Linked DNA regions of Mus musculus: region 2 is linked to region 1. A link is a loop called in an ENCODE intact Hi-C map of the cell type or tissue named here. Cell type or tissue: gastrocnemius. All regions are shown on one strand. Each heading gives the region's core, and the rest is flanking DNA. Links, peaks and the distances in the headings are about the cores only.

The links. Peaks named below come from ENCODE experiments on the same cell type or tissue, not always from the same donor. Only the 100,000 strongest peaks of a DNase experiment are listed, where the experiment ranks them.
Region 2: it touches region 1 in a loop (5-fold over the local background); 17 of 42 quality-filtered maps call a loop at or near these places.

Annotation. Positions count from the first base shown.
Region 1 is chr11:84,916,271-84,924,604 of GRCm38, forward strand. Znhit3 (zinc finger, HIT type 3) reads right to left here and starts at 96. Exons shown (of 5, transcript NM_001005223.3): 1 at 1-96. The coding sequence starts at 71. In gastrocnemius, for the core only: a CTCF peak has its summit at 3,280 (motif pointing left); DNase peaks (open chromatin) are centred at 2,371 and 3,248; H3K4me3 peaks cover 1,069 bases; H3K27ac peaks cover 399 bases.
Region 2 is chr11:85,179,884-85,188,217 of GRCm38, forward strand. It overlaps 1700125H20Rik (RIKEN cDNA 1700125H20 gene), which reads left to right. Exons shown (of 6, transcript NM_028589.1): 6 at 1,003-1,271. The coding sequence ends at 1,088. Among named protein-coding and RNA genes, the nearest start is that of 1700125H20Rik, 13 kb to the left of the region's middle. In gastrocnemius, for the core only: CTCF peaks have their summits at 3,315 (motif pointing left) and 4,447 (motif pointing right); DNase peaks (open chromatin) are centred at 3,262, 3,679, 4,420 and 6,313; H3K4me3 peaks cover 1,004 bases; H3K27ac peaks cover 523 bases.

The DNA.
Region 1 (8,334 bases), core at 198-8,197:
GTCGGGCAACGGTATTTCGGCTTCTCCAAACAGACCACACAGACCGCAGTCCTACAATTCAGCGACGCCATGACTTCCCAGAAGACACCCGCGCTCACTCTTTTACCTAAACAAGGGCCAATCACAGCGCTCCGCACTCATTGGCAGTCAGAAGCAATGGATTGATCCTGTTCTCTATTCTAGGCCTCACCTGTAGAGTGTCGATACAGTAGATGTGCATTTAGAGCTGCTGCGTCAAGGATTTTTTTCCTCTGATTAGATCAGGCCACGGAACTCAGGATTTTTCTGCCTCTGCATCCCTGACACTGACATCACAAGTGTGCACCACCATGCCTAATCAAAGACATTAAAAAAAAAAAAAAACTGTATACGTGTGCGCCTGTGCCGGGGTAAATGATGTCCCTGCCCCAAGAGAGACCAGAAAAAGATATCAGATCCAATGGAGCTAGAGATAGGCGGGTTTGAACTTCCTACTGTGAATGTTAAGACTCAAACTCTGTAACAGCATCTAGCGGTCCTTACTGCTAAGCCACTTCTCCCAGCCCAAAAGACATTTGAGGCTGAGCTGCTGACAAATGCTTGTTGAACCCCGACTGTGAGTTCTACAATGTCCAGACACTGGGGATGATTGGAAGACGGTCTCTTCCCTAGGAGCACAAGGCTTGAAGTGAAAACAGAATGGGGAAAGGACTAAGGAAGAGACTGGAATTTTAGTGTCAAGCCGTGCATTTGCACGACTCTGAAAATGAGCCTGTAGGTTTTCTTGTGCTTCATGCCACTACAAGCCATGGTGGAGTTGACTGACTGCAGAGCAGATCAGTGGCTAGGCTAAAGGAATCCAGGCTAATGAGTCAGAATAGATGGGCTATGACTAACCTTGAAGGCTACTATAGACTTTAGTTATAGACAAAATCGTGGAGTCAGTTGTGTTAAGGTCTGAGACCCTGTTGCAGGGTGTGTCACCAGGCCCTACTTGGAATCCTGTTTTCTTTAAGAAACTTGCTCCTCTCTGAAGCTCTGAATTTGGTCTAACCTAAACTCCAGCTTCCAGGACCTTAAATCATGTTCCTCTCCCAAATGCCTCCTCCTCATCTATGTGGCCCATTCAGGCTCTAGGGTCCTTTGTTGATTTGTTTGTTTGTTTTTGTTTTTGTTTTTGTTTTTAAGACAGGGTTTCTTTGTGTAACCCTGGCTGTCCTGGAACTCATGCTGTATACCAGGCTGAGCTTGAACTCACAGAGCCGGCCTGCCTCTGTTTCCACCAGCCCTGCTCTAGGGTCCCTGTTAATAAGTGTGCGCATGAGCATCTGTGCCTGCTGAGATGGAGCTGCTGCAAACTAGGCAGTGCCTGGAGCCCTGACTCCCACTCTTTGAGTGTCTTAGAGGGCTTGGTTGCTACCTGAGCCCTTTTATCAATTAAAGTGGATGTCCAGACCTAAATTCTTGAGCTATTGAAAGACAAATGGAAATCATACATATATATTTTTTAACCTGTAGCTGGCAAAAGGGTTATTTCCATGATACTCGGAAGGAGTCTAATCTCCTGGATCTCTGCTACTGACAATTTGGTCTGACTCGGTAGAAAGGATGGGAAATGAGTAAGAGTCCTTCTTTAGTATCATGGGACCGCTGGAAGGCTCTCCAGGCCCAAAACACTGTCCTTCCGCTAAATCAGAAGGCCCCTTTGGCTCTCTCTTTGCTCCCGTCAGCCCGTCAAGAGCTTGCTTAGAATCCAATACAAATTCACACTGACCCAATAACCCTTTTCGTTCCTAGTCTTCAACAGAGATGTGACCTTTGGTTTCCAGAAGGTCCAAATTAAAATGGGACAACCAGAGAAGGCCAACAACTCATCCATGATCACATTTGAATCTGTGTCCTGTGTGGCAAGGGTATAAACTGTCACAGACCACCCGGATTTGTATTGTGTGTTTGTATGTAATGGCTGAAACCGAGAATCTCTCCTACACACACTTCCTGTGGTGGAGATGCTGCTCCCTCTATTCTGGAGGTCCCTAGCTTCAGGGATCACTGTCAGACTTTCTTCAATGTCCAGGACAGGAAAGGAAGTGTGAGGGGGACCAGGTGGGGGAATACCGAGGACACTGTGAATCCAGACTCGTTATCCAGTTGACCACACTTGAGGTTCCAATGGGAGCATCCTGGCTTTCTATGAACTCCAGTTAAACCCATCTTAGATGCCGCGTACTCCTCCGCAAGAGCCTGAAGAGCAGTGAAAATCCTTGGAAAGAAGCGAGACAGCAAAGAAAGGTTTCAGAACTCAGGTACCTAGCTACTGGCAGTCAGGCGCCTGTGAGCCTCCAGAGACTCTCGCAGTGTTGCATGCCAGCAACAGGCACCGCCAGAGGGCGCTGCAGGCCGCCGTTGGATCGGTGTAGCGACTACTCTTAGAGCCCAGCACACACCCCACTTTATGCTGTAGATTAAGCTGCTGGCAGCTTAGAAAAAAAAGCTAGAGTAGTAACTAAACCGTGAAGCGATGAAAAGAGAGTCTCCTGGGAAAAAGCAGGACAGTCGCCAACCTCGGGCTCTAAATGCTAAAGGCTCTCCAGGGCCAGCTCTCAGTGCCTCTTAGCTAGGAGCTCATGTAAACTCCAGGATAGTGGCAGTCCACCTGGAAGCTGACCACCTATGTTAGCCTAATGAGAATCTAGCTGTGCTCTGGGAACTTTGGGGTTACTAGCCTAGAGCAGAGTTTCTCAACCTGTGGACTCGTGACCCTTTCACAGGAGTTTCCTAAGACCATCAGAAAACAGAGATTGACCTTACAATTCATAACAAAATTACAGTTATGAAGTAGCAACTGAAATAATGTTATGGTTGGGGGTCAGCACAACATGAAGAACAGTATTAAAGGGTCCCAGACTTAGGAAGGTTGAGAACCACTGAATCAGAATATTTATCTGTTCTTGGGGTGGGAGGGACAGAGGAAAGGAATGTAGGTTCGTTGGCTAAACATGCAGGAAGTTTTGGGTTCAAGCCTCGGCAATGCAGAAGTCTAACATGGTGAGCATGGCTGTAATCCCAGAATGGGAGGTGGAGGGAGGAGGATGGAGAATTCAAGGCTCCATGGAAAGTTTGCCTGGGATACTGAAGACTCCATCTCAGGGTACACTCTCCTCACATGTAGCACCTATGCTCTTACTAGAGGCCTGGGGTTAATAAGGCTTGGAGACCTGTGGGATGGCTCAGCGGTTAAGAGCATTGGCACATGGTGGCTCATGACCATCTATAAAGAGACCTGGCGCCCTCTTCTGGCCTTCAGGTGTATATGCAGACAGTCCTCATTTACATAAATAAATTAACTTTAAAAAATATATAGGACTGTGCTTTGCCCCATTCCAGGTCCATTCTGCTACTCTAAAATATCCATCCCGTGCAAGCACTGAATGACACTGGAAAACAGGTACCATTGGGCCCCGGGAGACTATTTCCACGATCTCACCTGTTCACATTCATTTCCATCCCACACGGGAAAGCGTAGGCTCCAGAAATGGCTCAGCAGGTACAGGTGCCAAGCCTGAAGATCCCTCCCGGTAAGAGAGAACTGACTCTGGTCAGTTACTATCCCCTGACTCCTCCATGTGTGCCTCCCCTCCACACACAATAATCAAACAGACAACTGTGAGCTTGCTGAGGGGAGTCTCGAACTTCTGATCCTCCTGCCCCAACATCCTGAATGCTGGGATCACAGGCACATACTACCACATCAAGGTTGTGTATTGCAAGCAGCCCCAACGTTCCTGAAAATTCACAGCAAAAGGGATGGACCATTGTACTCTGAGAAATTTCCAGAGTAGGTTTAGGCCGGTCCTGTCTGCCCTTGCTTAAAGCTCCGGGATTCTGTTTGGCAACTTTTTACAGAACCTAATTCACTGACTCATCCATGGGACTGGAAACTACCATGGGAATGGGTCAGAGGGAACCTGGTAAAATTCAGGTTGCAATCACAAGGGCGGGTGGAAACACAGTGTACAAACTCTAATCGTCAAGCAACCATCATTTCCTTTTCCGTTCCTCTGCAAAGTAGTTGATAGATTGAGGGTTTCTCTGCAGCGGCCACTAGGAGCATTTAATTTGCTGTCCAAACTAGGTCTCTTGTTTTTGGAGGGCTAAGAACCAAACTCCAGCTGTGTTAGTGCTCGGCTGATACGCTGACCCTGTGATAAAGCTATCAGACATGCTGGCCAGTCCTCTGACCTCCTCCTCCTGAGCACCCAGCTTCCCAGTCAAACACTCCTGCTTGTGCCTGGCTCTTCCTTTCCTACCCTCCGTTCATCTTCCTGGAATTCTCTATTTCCTCATTGGGGCAGTACATTTCTGACCCTCCCGTAACTCCCAGTAAATGTTTCCCTTCTTCGGAGAAATGTTTCCTGTCAGGCAACAGTAAGCACACATATTCTTTATTCCACATGCTTGCTAATCCACATTGCTCTGAATTTTATAGTAATTTGCATCTGCCCCCTACTAGCTAAACCCGGTCCCTTTATACACCCAATGTCCCTGGTATTCATCTCAGCTGAGATTTGTAAGCAAGGGCTTTGATACTTTTTTAGGGAAGACAGCTTTTATTCCTGTTAACTCTGGATTTGTTTGTTTGTTTGTTTGTTTGTTTGTTCTTCCTTACAGTCTTGCTATATGCTCTTGAACTCATGGTCTTCTGTGTCCTGGGAATTTCAGCCCAGCCAGAATTACAGAGAGAGCCTGTCTCCAACAAAACCCTGTCTCCAAGTGCTGAGATGAAGTATATGCCACCACATCCAGCTTTGAAATGAATGCTAATACCGCTTAACCCATTTATAGTTCATTTGGTAACAGTGCGATTTTGCAAGTACTCTATGGGCTGAGGTAGTTTACAAAAATAGCCATGAATTTCTGTGGAAATGAGACAGCTCATAAAAATGAGCAGGATTTCGTGGAAACAGACAGCTTTCCGCTGGATCCCAGCAGTGATTGCTCATAGATGGGAGTGAGCATCAAGCTGTAGGAAGCTCAATGACTTAAGAAATATAGTGAGGTCCGGCAGTGGTGGCACACGCCTTTAATCTCAGCACTTGGGAGGCAGAAGCAGGCGGATTTCTGAGTTCGAGGCCAGCCTGGTCTACAGAGTGAGTTCCAGGACAGCCAGGGCTATACAGAGAAACCCTGTCTTGAAAAATCAAAAAAAAAAAAAAGAAAGAAAGAAAAAGAAAGAGAGAGAGAGAGAGAGAGAGAGAGAGAGAGAGAGAGAGAGAGAGAAGGAAAGGAAAAGAAAAGAAAAGAAAAGAAAAGAAAAGAAAAGAAAAGAAAAGAAAAGAAGGAAATGTAGTGAGTGGGGCTGGAGATGTGGCCTAGTGGTTAAGAGCATTGGCTGCTCTTGCAGAGGACCTGAGTTCAGTTCCCAGCACCCACACGGCAGCTCACAATCATCTGTAACTCCAGTTCCAAAAAATCTGATATCCTCTTCTGACTTCCCTGAGCATCAGGCATGTGCATACATACATGCATGTAATAGCCATGCAAGCAAAACACTCATACACATAAAAAATAAATAAACAAAACCCTTTTGAAGTAAAAATATATGTAGTGAGGGGAAACCCTACCTTGAAGCCCTTTCCACTGGGTCTCAGGTCGTTTGTCTCGCTTTCCCTCGGTGCACCTGCAGTTTTACCAGGTGTAATGTCTCATGCCTTTAATTCAAGTACTGAGGATACAGCGTCTGTGCAAATACTGCTGTTTGTCCACTGTCACCAACTCTGCCTGCGGCAGAATCTCTCACTAAACCTGGCCACCAAGCCCCAGGGGTCCTCCTGCCCTCACCTCCAGCATTCCGATCACAGGCACGTGCCACCATGCCTCCCCACCCTTACTCCTCCAAACCCATGAGCAGACATATTGATCCCAATGACATTCTCTATAAAATGACCTGGGGCCTTGGTGACAAAAGCCAAAAAATTCTGGTACTCAGGAGTTTGAGACAAGAAGACATGAATTTGAGGTCAGCTCAGAGTACAGGGTTCTAGGTAATGCTTGGCTGAACATTGTCCAGTAAAAAACCAGCATGACAAAAGCCTAGACAGAACAACTATGATTCTCACTAACTTGGTACCTTTCTAACTTTCTCCCCTGGTAAGGGGTTGTCATGCACGTGAAAGATTGCACTCTGACCATTCAATGAGCGGCTGAATTCTGGAACTTTGGCAGTTTTTACAAAGTAGTAGGTAGGGCTGAATCCCCGTGCCAGGCTGCTACTGGATTGGCATGGGATGTCCGTATGCCCTCCCGTGCACATCTGACATGCTGTGCTGTTTCTGGACCAAAATGTTCCCATTATCTCTTCTAAGAGTGCCCCAGGAATGTCAGTGGGATCAGAGGTCAGCTTAGCTGCCTCATGGGTCTGCTCCACACGCTTGCTCATCTCACGGGTCACCATGACAGCCCAGATGAGTCCTTGTCAGTGTGTGCACAAGACTCCAGCAGGAATGGAGTCCCTCAAATGCTGCTCCAAAGTCGAGTCCACCTGGCCCACTGGGACCACGCCTTACATTTTATGTCAACGCTAGGGACTTGTATGGAGTCTATACAGAAAGAAAATTCAGTGCAAACAACTGAACGCCTTTTGTTACCGACGTTATTTATCAGTTCTGAATGCAATTAAATGTTCATCCCCAGCTACAATGGCAGACAGACACTACAATTACAGATACAATGTCATTCCAATGAAATGAAGTGCATTTGATGTGGAAGTCACCTTAGGCTAACGATGCCTTGTGCTGACAGGTAAATGTCAAATGTGTAAGGCTTATAATCGTCCTGAAAACTGCTTATATGTTAAAGGGAGGAAAAGTGACTTTCACCCAGCTCTCCTGCTCTTGTGTTAATTCAGTGTGGCTTCTTTTCTGCTACCAGTGCTGTTGCATACAGGTATCTATGCTAGGAGTGGTGGCACACATCTTTAATCCCAGCATGCAGGAGGCAGAGGCAGGTGATCTCTGTAAGATTCAGATCAGCCTGGTCACATAACAAGTTCCAGGACAGCCAGGACTACACAGAGAAACCCTTTCTCAACCTACCACTCCTGTCCCCCAAAAAGAGGAGGCATCTACAGGACTGAAAAGTTTATGGTTCAGGGGATACCAGTAGATGGTTAGTCTCCAGCTAGTGGGAACACAGCAAGGCTCAGGCTGGGTCAGCTAACCTGCTGTAGACTGTTAGGAACCTCTGAGCTGCTGAGCATCCCAGAACCTGCCACTCTCTTATTGCCTGCTTCCTTTGTCCCACAAGATCAGCAAGTTCAGGAAAAGACTTGAGGGAGGCCTTTGCAAGGACGGTTTGTTTGCAGGGTATAGACGGGCTGACACAGGCAGTTTGTGCCTTCATTCTCATTTACAAAGAGTTTTAGGCTCCAGTGGCGATCATTTTCTGGAAAGAAAACAAGACTTATCTATTGCCTAGTGGTTTTAAATGTTTTGTTTTTAGATATCATCAAGAAAGATGGCAAGGGGCTGGAGAGATGGCTCAGTGCTTAAGAAGAACACTTGTCCTCTTGCAGAGGACTTGAGTTCAGTTCCCAGCACTTACATGGTGGCTCACAATCATCTGTAACCCTAGGGACACTAGAGGATCCACCCCCCTCTTCTGTCCTCAGAGAATACCAAGGACTCAGATTGTACACATATACACATGCAGGCAAAACACTCAGACACATAAAAATAAATAAACTACATTTATAAAAAGAAAAAAGGAAGACTTAATAAGCTAAACACGGTGATACACACTTGTAATCTCAACACTCAGGAGGCTGAGGCAGGAGGATCACTAATTAGAGGTGAGACTTTGTCTTGAAAAGAAGAAGAGATGCAAAATGGCTCAGCCGGTGAAGGCGATTGCCACAAGCTTGACCACCTGACTTCTATCCCTGACACCCACATGATAGAAGGAGAACACTGACCCCAGGAGGGTACGCTTTACCTTCCACATGTGGGTCATGACAAGTAGACAAACTCACACACACACAAACACACACACACAGATAGAGAGAGATACACATACAGAGAGACACACACAGAGATAAACACACACAGACACATGGACACACAGAGACATACACAAACACACAGATACACACTCACACATGCACTCACACACACAGATACACACACACAGACAGAGACACATGGACACACAGAGACATACACATACACACAGAGACACATACACACACACATACACTCACACAAACACACTCTCTCTCTCTCTCTCTCTCTCTCTCTCTCACATACACACACACACAAACACAGATAGAGAGAGAAATACACATACAGAGAGACACAC
Region 2 (8,334 bases), core at 94-8,093, 260 kb after region 1:
GGAGGTCAGAAGAGGGCATCAAATCCCCTGGAGCTGCAGTTACAAGCAGTTATAGCCGCCATGTGGATGTTGGGAACCAAGCCCAGGCTGTCTGGAGAGCAGCTTGTGCTTTTAACCTCTGAAGCACACCTCCAGCCTCTAAACTTGCTTTTTTTTTTTTTTTTTTTAAAATGAATGGCATCAGGCCTTCCCGGGGCAATGTGCTCTCTTTGTAGAATCAAAGAATCCATATTCAAGTTTCAGTGGTAACTGCTGCATGGGATGCTCACACCAGGTGTCTCACCTGGTCACACCTCAGTTTGACAAACTTGCTGTCTTTTTAACCTGACCTGTTGGAGGAGTCTCTGTCTCTCTCAGTGTGTGTGTGTGTGTTTCTCGATGTTGGAGCTTGGAGATAGGGGCTGTGAACATAGCTCAGGTAGAATGCTTGTAGCATATGTGAAGACCTGGGTTCAATCCCCAGTAACACACACACACACACACACACACACACACACTTGCCTGGTGAAAATGTTAGAGGTTAGAGAAGATGTAGGATGCCCTCCCCGCATGTTACACAAGGAAGGCATATAACACCGGCAGGCCCGTCATTTGTAATCCACCAGTACAGAGTCTACGTTACAGTGACAGGTATGGTGTTTCTTTGGCACTGTATTCATAAATTGATTAAAACTTGGCAGTTTGCTTACAGACGTGTGTTTTCAAAGCACTTGGAATTGGTGGTGAGAACTGAGAGGGGCGCAGGGGAAGTGGAGCTGCAGCTCTAGCTTGTTATAAAGCTTCGGACATGCCACATGCTTGCCCTGTGCTTGGGTGAACATCCTCATCTGTACACAGAGGGTGATATCATCTCGTCACCTCACAGGGCTCAGTGAAAGAAAGAGCAAGGGACACAGACGGCAGGGAGACAAACTTTCCTTATTGCTCTCCCCTTTCTACCCTGCAGATGTTTCTTACAAGCTGCAATGTCATTGGGACCCTCTCTGCCTTTTATTCTTTCAGATTCTTTAAGGAAACTTCCTCAAAAACCAAAGCTGAAGAAAAAGAGGATTAAGGAAAGACTAGAATCTCCCAAGAGCTGCTCCTAAGAAGACCCACAGGGGTGGAGGGCAGCTCTCTCTGGCTCCCTTGGGCACTTGCATGTATACTCTGGAGGATGAAGGGGTTGAAGAGGGTAAAGAAGGTTTACTTCATCAAAAGGATACTCAATTTCTAAGTATAAATAAATGGGAAATAATAATAAATGGGAAATAATAATTCTTAAGACAGTGGTACTTTACTTGTCTGAACTTCATTCATCTTTCATTTGCTTAAAAACATTTGAAGCCAGACTTGGTGGTCCCTCTTTTAATCTCAGCAGAGGCAGTTGGGTTTCTGTGTGTCTTAAGTCCAGCCTGGTCTACACAAGAAGTTCCAGGCCAGCCAAAGCTATACAATAAGACCCTGTCTCAAAGGAAAAAATGTTTACAGCCACTTCCTAAGTGGCAGGTAGCACATTTTTTTGCAAAGTAAATAGTTGTGGTCACCTGTGTGGAGGATTATCAGAGTCCAATGGGGAAAAGAACGAAGGATTTTATCAATGTTAGCCACAGGAAAGCACAGGATGGGATAACTGATTGAACCGGGTCAGTCAGTGACAAGTCTAGCAGCCTCTGAATCATCTAGACTCCATCTTCTCTGTAGCGTGGGGCAGGCAGTGCCAAGGGAGGAGAGGTACAATGGAATGAACCGATGCTGCTCGGGTATTGGGGAGATTTCCAAATGACCGTGAGAGAGGCTAGAAATAGAATCCCAAAGAAGAAATACCAATAGTCTTAGCAGAATGGTGAGTTGGGTTAGTGATCAAAATTTGGCAGCTACTAATGCATTTAATTACCAACGAGGAGTTCCACTTGCACACATCATTTTAAAAATATTAGTTGCCAATATTATAACTGTCATTTCCCATTAAATGAAAAGTCAGACTTCTAGCCTCTCATACAGCTACCCACTTTTGAATTGCGTCCTATGTGGCAGGTGCTGGAGTGGAGGAGCAGTTGCATCAGCCTTTCTGATATGCTTCCTAGTTTACTATGGCTCCTCCCAACCCTGTGCCTTGAACAATGGACTTCACACATCTACAACTCCTGTGCAACTCTTGGGGCCGTTGTTATTTGATATCCCCAAAGTACACAGAAGCAACACAGGTATGCAACAAGAATGACAAACTTAGGTTCAAAAACACTTGGCTACATTCATTCATTCATTCATTCATTTTTTATTTGTTCATTTATTTATTGTGTGTGCCTTTGTGTCAGTGGATACTGTGAGGATCCACTGTGAGGACATTAGGGAATCAGTTCTTTCCTTCCACCACCAAATGGACCCAAGATGGAACCCAGACCGTCAGGCTGGAAGGCGAGCACCTTTACCCGCTAAGCCCTCTTGTCCTCTTTTGTTATACAGTGCTGGAAATCCAAACTAGGGCCTTGCACATTCCGGACAACATGAATCACACCTTCAGCAGTCAGTTGATGGGTTTGGATGATACCCATGAGAGGCAAGAAAGGAAAAGAGGAAACTAGAGACTTAAAAAAATGCACATTGCTTCCAGCTCCAGAAACCATTTACCTGGAGTCTCCAAGCAAGGAAGTGGGCTCGGTGATTTTCTCTCTAAGTGTGCGTGTGCGCGCGCGTGTGTGTGTGGTGTGGTGTGGTGTGTGTGTGTGTGTGTGTGAATATATGGAGCATGTGGGATTCTCTGGAACTGTAGTTCATAAGTGGTTTTGAGCCAACTGATGTGGGTGCTGGGAATACCCACATCTTCCTCTGGAAAGGCAAGAAGCACAGGCTATCGCTGATAGCCTTCTCTCTCCAGCCTCCAAGGCCCAGCGATTTTGTTTGTTTTATGAGACAGAGTTTATCTATGTATCTCTGGCTGTCCGAACACTCTGTAGACCACTCGAACTCACAGAGAGTTGTCTGCCTTTGCCCCTTCAAGGCATGCACCACTCACTTCAGTTTTCCTTTATATTTTTCCTCTTCCCCCCCCCCCCCCCCCCAACACAAGCGACAAGACATGAGGACCCTGCCCAAGGCAAATGGGAACCAGGTACTTCAGGGCCAGGGTAAATGTGTGTAGCAGGAAGGTCACGTGGTGCGGGAGCAGCTCGCTCTTTCCCTTTAACCCTTGCCTGGCTGGATCACAACAATTTTGACAAAGCAGGAGGACCACGGAGAGAGGGGCGGCCTACCGGAAACTGCGTGATACGGAGGGGCTCCCAGCAAAATAGGGTGCTGGTCATGGTCCGTGGGGCAGCACCGCCACCTACAGGAACTGTGGGGAGTACCGCTGCCTTCCAACCTGGCTCCCGCGCGCAAAACCCCGGGTAGAGGTGCTGGGGAGCTCTCCTTAAGGCAACAGCGGAGGCTGGGTTTGGTGTCCTCTTTCCTCAAACGCAGTACGATCTTAGAATTCTAAAACGGCAGATCACAGGTTTCTCTGCTTAAAACTCCAACGTTCCTCAATTCATCTGAAGTCAGGGTCAGCTCTGCCTTGGTGTGGTGCACACCTCTAATCTCAGCGATGGGGAGGGAAGGCAGGAGGACAGCTTGTGCGACATCATTTAGCCTGTCTCAAAATCAGCTAAACAATACAAAGAACGCCTAAGTTATCTGCTAGGTCCAGTCTGATCCACTCCCACAGCTCCTCCAACCCTTGCTTTCCCCGAGCCCGTCAGGCCTGGCGCCGTTTCAATTTTATATTCCTGTGACAAAACACATGAGAGAATAAGCTTACAAAGAGTTTCCTCTTTTTAAAATTTGTAAATTATATTTTCACATGGCCAGAAGATAACTAACTTGCTTATCGGTATATCCTAAGCAATTATAATAGTGAACAGCCCATATTAGTCATTTAGCATTCTGTTGAATTAACAAAAGAAAGAGCATAGCCAAACAGCACTTTTTTTTTTTTTAAAAGATTTATTTATTTATTGTATGTAAGTACACTGTAGCTGTCTTCAGACACTCCAGAAGAGGGAGTCAGATCTCATTACAGATGGTTGTTAGCCACCATGTGGTTGCTGGGATTTGAACTCCAGACCTTTGGAAGAGCAGTCGGGTGCTCTTACCCACTGAGCCATCTCACCAGCCCCAAACAGCACTTTTTCAACTACTGTCTAGAGGAGAAAAGACAGCCCCAAGAATAAAGGCAATGAATGTCTCCTGTACTGGAAGTCGGTGTAAGGATTCGGGCTGATGACCTACTGGCTGCAAATGACAGTACACAGTGACACTATGACTCCTGATCTTGGCCAGCCTGACATTTTTCATGACATGTAAACAACTGGGAGACTAATGTGTTCTTGATTGATAGGTTGATTGGTTACTTTAAGTAGTTTAGGCCTGATTCCAAGTCCAAGGTGTGTGTACCTTGTGCCTTCCATGACCAGAAGATGGCGCCAAATCCCCTAGAATAAGAACTAACTAGTTAAGGTGTGAGCAGCTATGTAGATAGATGCTGGGAACTGAACCCAGGTCTTAGCTGCCAAGCCACCGCTTCAGCCCTCCAATGCATTATTCCTAAAGTTAGTTGCACGTTCTCAGCTAAGGTGTGTCCAACCCAATGGATGACCTTGGAGTGGTAGTAAGGATGTCAGAGAGTAGCTAGGGAAGCGGTATGGAAGAGGAGTTAGCTGTTGACATAGTATGTTGCTCTATGCTTTTATGATAAAGCTAACCCCAAGGAGAAAACAAAAACAAAAAAGCCTCACCAGTGTCATGGCAGCAGGCCTCAAGAGGAGACCTTCCAGAGAAGAGGTCTTCTCTGAAGGGTTTTTGGGGTGTGTGTGTGGGGGGTGAGACTTGGTTTAATTGTGCAGACCAGCCTTTGACAGCCTAGTTCAGTTGGTCCTCCTCCTGCTTTAGCCTCCCAAGTAGATGGAACTGCAATAGTATGACCTTGAAATCCCGAAGTGGTCAAGATTGAACCTGAACTTCCGATCCTTCTGCCCCTATCTCCCTAGCTCTGGGCTTATAGGCGTCCCATTCATGCCTAGTTTAAGCAGTGCTAGAGATGAGACCCATGGCTTCATGAATGCTAGGTGTGCAGTATCACCAACTCAGCTGAATTTCCAGCTCCTCCCTAAAACAAAGTGGAAAAGGCTCCCAACCAGAACTGTGACGGCTCATTGCCCAGCCCACTCTGACCCCAGCCCGCATGGCTGCTCCAGTCTCTTTCTTGTGTCTACACTTGTAGTTCAGGAGAAGGGGGAGCACTCTGTGTTCTTCATCAGATTTCTGTGTCTCACTCGGAGCCTTAGTGTGTGTGCTTTTCAATTGGTTCAACACTTGTCCACGGGTGTGTCTGTATATGTAGGTGTGTGTACTTATAGACTGTAGCATTTAGGGCAAAGCCATCTTTTCTATGGCCAGTTTTAGACGTAGCTCTTCTATCACATTTCTGGCTTACTTGGGTCTGTTTCCTGAATTTTCTGTCCTATTTTGTGGATTAGTTCTGTATTTTGTGTCGAAATTTAATGAGAAAGAGTGAGCACAAACCCTAACAAATTGGAAGTAACGGATTTGGAAAGAAACTGTGTTTTGTTGTTATAGTTGCTTTACATTTATTTGCATGTGTAGCTCTGGCCTGGTCTGAAACTACGTAGACCAAACTGGCAGAGACAGCCAACCCCACCCCAGCCCTGCTCCTGTTTCTCCAGGACTTAGAGTGCACACCTGTCCCTGGCCCTCACGGCCATTCTTCCAAATGCAGCATCATGGCGGACTTAACTGCCAGGCAAGTGTTAAAAAGAAATGTTTTGTACTTTAGTGGCTGCATGCCCACACTTACAAGGGCATGCTTGTGGAGGTCAGAGGATGCCTTACAGGAGTTGCTTCTCTTTTTATGTGAGAACTGGAGGCTGTAGTCAGCCAGCAGGCTGCATGACAAGGGTCTGTACCCACTGAGCCATCTCTGCCAGCCCTGCCTAGAGAGACTGAAAGCATTAAAAAAACAAACAAAACACCTAAGTGTTAAAAAACAAAGTTCTAAATACACAGAAGATTTACCATACTATCTTCCTGCCTTCAATGTGTTGCATCTTGACCATTTTTACTGCAATTATGTCTCCATTTACTGTGCAGCTAATCTCCATAACTTCTTCATGGTGTAAAATGGAAACCATTAAGCAATCATTTCCCATTTTCCCTTCCCCACTGCTTCTGTGGTGAATGTAACACTAAAATTATATGGTCATTTTATTTGTCTTTGTTGTCATTTTGATTCAGTCTCATGTAGGCTAGACTGGCTTCCAACTTGGTATGCAGCCAAGGATCCTCATGTCTCCTGACTCTCGCTCAGCTGTTTGGCTTCTTAGTATATTGAAGTCCATGCATGTTAAAATAGTCATTATATGTATGTGTGTGTGTGTGTATACATAAAATATATATACATATATATAATGTATATGTATACACACACGTGTGTATGCATATATACATACATACACATATATACATACGTGTATCTATATAGATATATACATAAATCTTTTTAAAAAAAGATTTAATTATGTATATGAGCACACTGTCACTCTCTTCAGACACACCAGAAGAGGTCATCAGATCCTGTTACACCGGGCGGTGATGGCGCACGCCTTTAATCCTGGTCTACAGAGTTCCAGGACAGCCAGAGCTACACAGAGAAACCCTGTCTCGAAAAACCAAACCAAACCAAACCAAACCATTTAAAATATGGCCTCATTTTCTGTAATTCTTTTGATTGGTTGTTTCATGGTATAGTTCTCTTTAAAAGATCTACTTCACATGTGGAAAAGAGGGTTAAAATCCTTACAGTTACGGGGCAGTTGGAACTGAAACCCAGACATGGGGAGACTGGAGAATTCTGTCATCCTTTTAACTGACCTCCACCAAGTCTCTTAACCATCCACAGCTTTTTGTACTAGGAAAGCTACTGAAGAGAGATGGTCACTTTCCTCTAAAGCTGTCATTTCCAAGGGCTGCCGAGGGCAAGGTTAGAGATCTGTCTCCATGAGCCTCTGCAGCACAGCTTCCTTTTCTTTTTTTTTTTTTTTTTTTTTTGATTTATTTATTTATTTATTATATGTAAGTACACTGTAGCTGTCTTCAGACACTCCAGAAGAGGGAGTCAGATCTCGTGATCGGATGGTTGTGAGCCACCATGTGGTTGCTGGGATTTGAACTCCTGACCTTCGGAAGAGCAGTCGGGTGCTCTTACCCACTGAGCCATCTCACCAGCCCCCACAGCTTCCTTTTCTTGACCACACTTTTGTTCTAGCTTCACGTTTCTCTCACACAGTCTACAAACTAAAAGCCAAAATTCTAACCCAAAGCAATCACAATTCAATCGGAAGCATACACTACGAATGCAGGAACACTATTTATTAGGTCAATAATTCATTTAGCAATACAAGTACAGAATATATCACAATGCTGGTTACAAACATACTTAGTGTGGTTTAATAATTACAAATAACGGTGGGCACTACAAGTGAGAATGATATGAAAGGCCGTTCTGACTCAATGAGCTGTCTTCAGAATTTATTAATGACCAGAGATATTACTATAGAAATTACTGTGGCACTAGTAGTGGGGATTTTCCTGTAAAGAATGTTAGTGATTCATTTGTAATTATTCCATTAAGGGTTTTTCTTTTTATTTTGAGCCTATTAAACTAAAACCCGTTACTTAATAAGGTATAAAAATAGTACTGACCTGGTAATATTTAATAAAATGTAGCATTCACATAAAAGTAAAACTAAATTGAAAAGTTTTTAGTCACCATGGCAACATATTTTCCCATAAAAGGAATATACAGAAACAAGTGATGTTATACAAATGGTACCTGCGATTCAGTGATTCAACACTTTGTGCACCACAACCAAGTTTTCTAGATATCTATATATAGCATATATATTTAATCTTAAATTTTACTTCTGAAAAACATGTGCACTTCAACAAACTCATTAAGGCCACTCATGCTATAGATACCTAGAACTGCAATTAAAACAGTGCTATTTAATCAATCCTAAAGCACCCTCCTTCAATCACCATCAGGGGAAAAGCCAGTTTTCTGCCTAAAACATTCCTGAGATTTGGGACAAAAGAAATACTAGTGTTAAGATCTGTACACTAATCCAAATGTTCTACTTAAATCTTTTTTTTTTTAATTCCAGCTAATCTGAAGTCCTCTAAAGCCAAGAGGTGAAAAGTGTTAATTTTTAAAACAAAATAAAACTCTTAAAATTCAGTAATTATAAATAATTTCTTTCCAGTAGTAACTTTGCCATCCAGAAAAAGAAGATTGGAAGC